Regions from separate parts of the Mus musculus genome. Here region 1 is linked to region 2. A link is a loop called in an ENCODE intact Hi-C map of the cell type or tissue named here. Cell type or tissue: heart. All regions are shown on one strand. Each heading gives the region's core, and the rest is flanking DNA. Links, peaks and the distances in the headings are about the cores only.

Region 1 (2,913 bases), core at 270-2,769, 130 kb after region 2:
AGAAATACAATCTTCGAACTGGACTTGCTGATATATGTCTATCATCTCAGCACTCAGGAGACAGAGACAAGAGAAACACAAGTTCAATGTCAACCTGGTTTTACATAGCAAATTCTAAGCCAGCAAGAGAGGGGAACACGATAGTGTATTGAGTGGGGGTAAAGGACTGAAATCCCTGAGGACCAGAAGAAAGAATGGAAATATGCAACCTTGGGAGGAAGGAGGTTGAGGAGACCCTCCAGAATGTACCAGAGTCCTGAAAGGTGAGACTCTTAGGACTCAAAGGGAGGGACCTTGGATGAAGTGTCCTACATTGGGGAGAGGGAACTTGTAGAGCCCACCTCCAGCAGAAAGACAGGGTATCAAGTGAGGGATGGGGTTGCCACCCCACAGTCAAAACTCTGACCCATAGTTGTTCCTGTCTGAAAGAACTTCAGGAATGAAAATGGAGAGGAGCCTGAGGAAAAGAAGGTCCAATGACAGGCCTGAAGTGGGATCCATCTCAAGGGGAAGCCCCAAGACCTGACACTATTACGGAGCCTATGAAGCGCTCATCAAAAGGGGCCTATTGTGACTGCCCTCCGAAAGACCCAACAAGCAGCTGAAAGAATCAGATGCAGGTATTTGTACTCAACCAATGGACAGAAGTTGCTGACCCCTCTGGTTGAATTAGGGAAAAGCTGGAAGAAGCTGAGATGGAGGGTGACACTGTGGGAGGACCTGCAGTCTCAATTAATCTGGACCCCAGAGATTTCCATACTGGAACACCAACCAGGCAGCATACACCAGCTGATATGAGGCCTCCAAAACATATAGGGTAGAGGACTGCCAGGTCTAGGTTTAGTCAGAGAAGATGCACCTAGCCCTCAAGAGACTGGAGGCCCCAGGTCTGGTGGGGTGTGAGTAGGGGGTGGGACATCTGCGTGGAGATGGGGGCAGGGGGGGGATTTGGGATGTGGAACAGTCGGAGGGTGAACCAGGAGGGGAATAAAATCTGGAGTTTAAAATAAGTAAATTTTTTAAAAAAAAGTTAAAAGAAAGAGTTGGAACTATACATAGCAAGGCTTTGTCAAAAGGAAGGAAAGAAAGAAGGAAAGAAGGAAGGAAAATACAATCCTAAGATTTGTTTTCAGCTGTACTAATTTCTCTTTAAGATAAAACAAAATTTTCAGCTCTATTTTGTAGTATGATCCCCATACTCGAGAAATCCTTTACACTTACTGCTAAAATCATTAAGCCAATGTCCTCGATTTAATCTTTAAGGTTGACTAGCCAGCACTGAGTCACTGTAATCTTAGGGGTCAGACAGGAAAAGAATTGACGTCATTACCAAATACCACTGCATAAAAGTCTGAGAAAATGGCAGCTGAATGACACAGTTGTGTAATCAGGTGTGATGAGCAACAGTCCTGGCCAAGCAAGTTAGAAGGCCTTGGCTCCTCCCTTACCCCTAAGGATGCCGTGAGGTCCGAGAACCTGTGACTCTCTCTGACATAAACCGTCTCAGTGAGTTATCAAGATGTTTCCTCTGTCACACAAGCCAACTAGCCGGGGACAAGTGATGACTTGGCACATGGTATGCTCCAGGGACAAATGAAGCAGGGGATGTGTCACACAAAGGGGCTTCCACCACAAGCCTCAGCACTGGTAAGCAGCTAAAAACAGAGCCACATAAAAATAAACCTTCAACTTCTCACCCCAAACAATAAAGATGGGTTCCAGAAAATGATACAATCTGAACAGCCTTGAACTTAGCTGGCTCCTTTCTCTGGCTTTTACTTAAAAATAAATAAATAAATAAATAAATAGACCTACTGGCCAAGTTGGTTTGTATCACTAAACTATCATAGCTTAAAACAGACTCCAAGGCAGGCACTGCCTTGGCGGTGCATTTGAAACAGTTGCTAATATCCATTAGCTTGCTATCCTAAATGAATGTAAGTGTTTCCATGGCAGAGAGTAATGACAACATCTAGCTCAACTTTTTTTCTCCAGACAGGTCTTAAGTAGCCCAACCTGACCTGGAACTCACAATCTGGCCTCCTGAAAGAAGGCTTACAGTATTATAGGCATGCAATATCATGCCTAGTTTACAAGCCAGGGTTTCCCCCGCCCCCCTTTTTTTATTAAGTGATCTTTTTATTTTAGAGATTATAGTATAGTTGCATCGTTTGTCCTTCTACATAACCCTATGTGTGGAAAATGTTAAAACTATCACATTCCTGAAAAATCTGCAAAAGTTTTAAATCTGCATAGAGTTGATGGGCAGGACTGTTTTAGGAATGGATTCTCTGCAGGTGTGATCAGGTTGAGATGAGATCATGTGGGATTAAACCCAACATGACTGATACCTTGAAAAGAAGAGAGGTTGAGACATGGGCACACACACATATGTACTTAAATGTAACAACAACAAAAAAAAAAAAATTTTTTTCTCTCAGACTTGCCGTGATTAAATGGGCATATGTGAAACATGCACTGTTGATTTACAATTTTGTTTGTTTTCAAGACACGGTTTCTCTGTGTAGCTCTGGCTGTCATGGAACTTACTCTGGCTGGCCTCAAATTCACAGATCTATCTGCCTTTTCCTCCTGAGTACAAGCTTGAAAGACATATGCCACCATGCCTGTCTCCATTTACTGTTTGTAAATCAGACTTTAAAATTTTTAACCTTAGCCAGTAAATAATTCAGGAATGTTTCAAATTTCATTGCCTGGGCTTTCCCCTCTTCCCCTTACTTTATTTTTATTGTACATTTTAACTTAATTGCACTGATTGTTGCTTATGACTTCTGCTCTTAGAGAAAATAGAAAATCTACATACACACTCACCCCTCATCCCCAACGTGGACTGTGGGTTACTCTGAGAGCTGCAACCTTTCATCATTATCTAAGCTTACTAGGAGATAGGCT
Region 2 (2,913 bases), core at 202-2,701:
GAGAATGTGTTGGAGGAATTGGGTTATTAGTACCTTGTGAACGCCAGGGACAGAGACTAGAAACAGGAACTTCAGAAGCTAAATATTCTGCAAACAGGTTATAGAAACAAATCAAGAGCCTAATGTAATAAAAATGACTGGCAAAAAAAAAAAATTCTAGTGAGGGTGTTGATAAATCCAAATGAGACTTGAAAATGAGGTTGTTTGTTTGGAAAACAGTTCTCAAAAATTAAATACCATGTAACCCATAAGTCAACCCTCTGTATGTGTGTGAATGTGTGTGTATGTGTCCAAAACTTAAAATGTGTTCACATGAGGATTTAGACAAATAATACCCAGGTGGTGGCGGCACGTATCTTTCATTCCAGCACTTGGGTAGAGGCAGGTGGATCTCTGAGTTTGTTTTTTAGCTGAGGTCTGCCATTTGCCCAGGAAGGCCTCATAGTCATCTATGCATCCATCAGCTAGTGTCACCACTGTCAAGGCCATGTATTGGGAGAAGTTGTTATCCTCAGTTCTATCTAAAATCAGGTTTGCACTGCACCGAGAGGAATCCCAAGAAGCACAAAGCAAATATCTCAGCCTACAGGGTTCCGTTTCATCCTCCAGCCAAGGGTCCCAAACTTCTTTCAGTGAACATCATCTTCTTCCAAGTTCTGGTTCCGGTCAACATCAGCCTGCCAATAACTTGCAGATCCAGAAGCAGAAGTTTGAGAGCTTTTCTGGTAACAGTTGGATTAAACTGTTGACTTCTGAGAACAGGCAGCTCAAAGTTCAAAACTTTCTAGCAAAGGTTACTGCTAAATGCTCATAACCTAATTAAAATATGCCAAGCCCGAGAACATCAAATAATTTTTAATATTAAGAAAAAATCCACCTTAGTCTCTTGGGTTTTTTTTTTTTTTCCCTTGACACAATGCTACTAAGAGGACTTAATGGCTTTTTAAAAGTTTATAGTTTAATCCATACCTTTGCTTTACAGTTCCATAAATTTGAAAATAACTCAAATATACTAAAGGTCAGTGGCCAGGAGTGATGGAGAGCTAGAAGGCGCAAGGCCCTGGGATCCACCTCAAGCACTGTAAATTAAATACCCTAAAAGCTGACCACTAGGCACCAACAGTAAGTGTTGTGAGTCACATTGCCCACTTTTCCTGCAGAAGCAAGGCCCAGGCTAGATGATCACAAGTGCCAGACCAGTTTGAGCAACACAGAAAGACCTTGCCCGAAACAAACAAACCCTTATGAGTGGGAAAAAGAACGCAAGATGCTTAGGCTGAGGAAGGTATCTAAGTATTTAAAACCCCTTGAGTCAGCTCTCCATAGGAAGCTTCGCCAGCTGCTCTGGGAGCGAGGGAGCTCTACAAGCGAGTGGGACTGTGCTCCTTCCCGGGGTGGGGTGAGCACAATGGGCCGCTGCGCTGCAGCGTCTGCAGTTCCCAGGGAAAAGGTGCTACAAGCCGTCTCTGCCCTGCGGGGCGGCGAGCGCCTGGCGGACAGTTTGTGCCGCGGGGCAAGGACAGGAAGCGCGCGTTTCTGCAGCCGCGGCTGGCCCGAGATAATGCCATTGTGTCCCGGCGCGGCGACCGCTCCCACCGCCGGGCCGCGCTGGCGTCGGGCTCCCTGGCTGCGAGCCAGTCAGTAATGCAGCCTGCCGGGAGGCGCGCGTCCCCTCCCGTCCCCTCCCGTCCCCTCCCGTCCTCTCCTGTCCCCTCCCGGAGGCGCGGCCACGCCTAGTCCTCCGCAGGAAACCTGGCCACAGCACCAGACTTCGTGACTTCTCTTTTACGAGCTGCGCCCACCCGGCCTGGCCGGGCTTTTGTTCTCAGCTCACTGAGCGCTGGCGCGGAATTTTAAAGCTGCAGGCCTGCAGGAGCGATGACAGAGTTATTGCAAAGATACAGTATCTTGCTGAGCCCTGCTGCCCGCACTGCAACGCTGGGCTCTCTCATCACCTTTGCCAACACCTGCCTCTTCTGTGCAGCCTTCCATCAAGTATGACGGGAGCCCTCACCAAGGACGATTCTAGACATATTTAGCAGCAATATTGTTTGATTTCAACTAGACATTGTTCTAAACACAAAGGAGTTCAAGGCTGGGGCTTTGATTTTTGTTCTCCCCTCCTCCCGCTTCCCTATTCTTCAGGCTGTCAAGTTTCTCTGGGAAAATGGGATCAAAATGCTTGGTGACATTTCCACAATAAAACACTCACATATATATAAAATAAAACTTAATATATTTATTAAGATTTCCTTTCTAGTCGTGTCCAGATTATAACTCAAATCTACAGAAGTCAGATTTATGTCGACAGTTTCCTCCTAAAACCTTCAACAGATGGACAAGCAATGTAAGAATTCTGCTCCTAGTAGAACATTCCCAATAAGATGGAGTACCAGAAAGTTCCTTCCCTTCAGAAAGTTCCTCAGAGTGAAAAGGAGCAAATGGTTCTTTCAGAAGCCAGTAAATGATTTCATGATATAGGAGGTAAAATAATTACTTTACTGCCTCAGGTTTCTTTCTTTTTAAAATAATTTATTTCTATTTTATATGCATTGGTGTTTTGCCTGCTTTGTCTGTGTGAGGGTGTTGGATCCTCTGGAGCTAGAGTTACAGACAGTTGTGAGTTGCCATGTGGGTTCTGGGAATTGAACCCAGAGTCCTTTGGAAGAGCAGCCAGTTCTTTTAACCTCTGAGCCATCTCTCCAGTACCCTGTTTTAATTTTGTTTGTTATAATTTTACAAATAGAAAAAAAAAGGTATCTAAAAGTCTATTACCTTATATTCAAAATGCTGGAGATTGAACCCAGGGCCTTGGAAACACTAAGCAAACACTGTACCACTAAGCCATTATCCAGTTTTCTCATCTATAAAGGGCAGAGTAGGTACCTTTTGAGTTACTGAGATGTTTCTAAA

Evidence for each region. Hi-C counts contacts between places; a loop is a spot of excess contacts. Peaks named below come from ENCODE experiments on the same cell type or tissue, not always from the same donor. Only the 100,000 strongest peaks of a DNase experiment are listed, where the experiment ranks them.
Region 1: a loop joins it to region 2, with 1.8 times the contacts of the local background. A loop is called at or near these places in 1 of 42 quality-filtered maps.

Annotation. Positions count from the first base shown.
Region 1 is chr1:4,704,927-4,707,839 of GRCm38, forward strand. No RefSeq gene overlaps it. Among named protein-coding and RNA genes, the nearest start is that of Mrpl15, 79 kb to the right of the region's middle. In heart, for the core only: no CTCF peak of the experiment used is centred there; a DNase peak (open chromatin) is centred at 1,525.
Region 2 is chr1:4,570,228-4,573,140 of GRCm38, forward strand. All of the region lies in intron 2 of Gm37323 (a long non-coding RNA gene), which reads right to left. Among named protein-coding and RNA genes, the nearest start is that of Gm39586, 23 kb to the right of the region's middle. In heart, for the core only: a CTCF peak has its summit at 1,509; a DNase peak (open chromatin) is centred at 1,554; H3K4me3 peaks cover 1,135 bases; H3K27ac peaks cover 1,078 bases.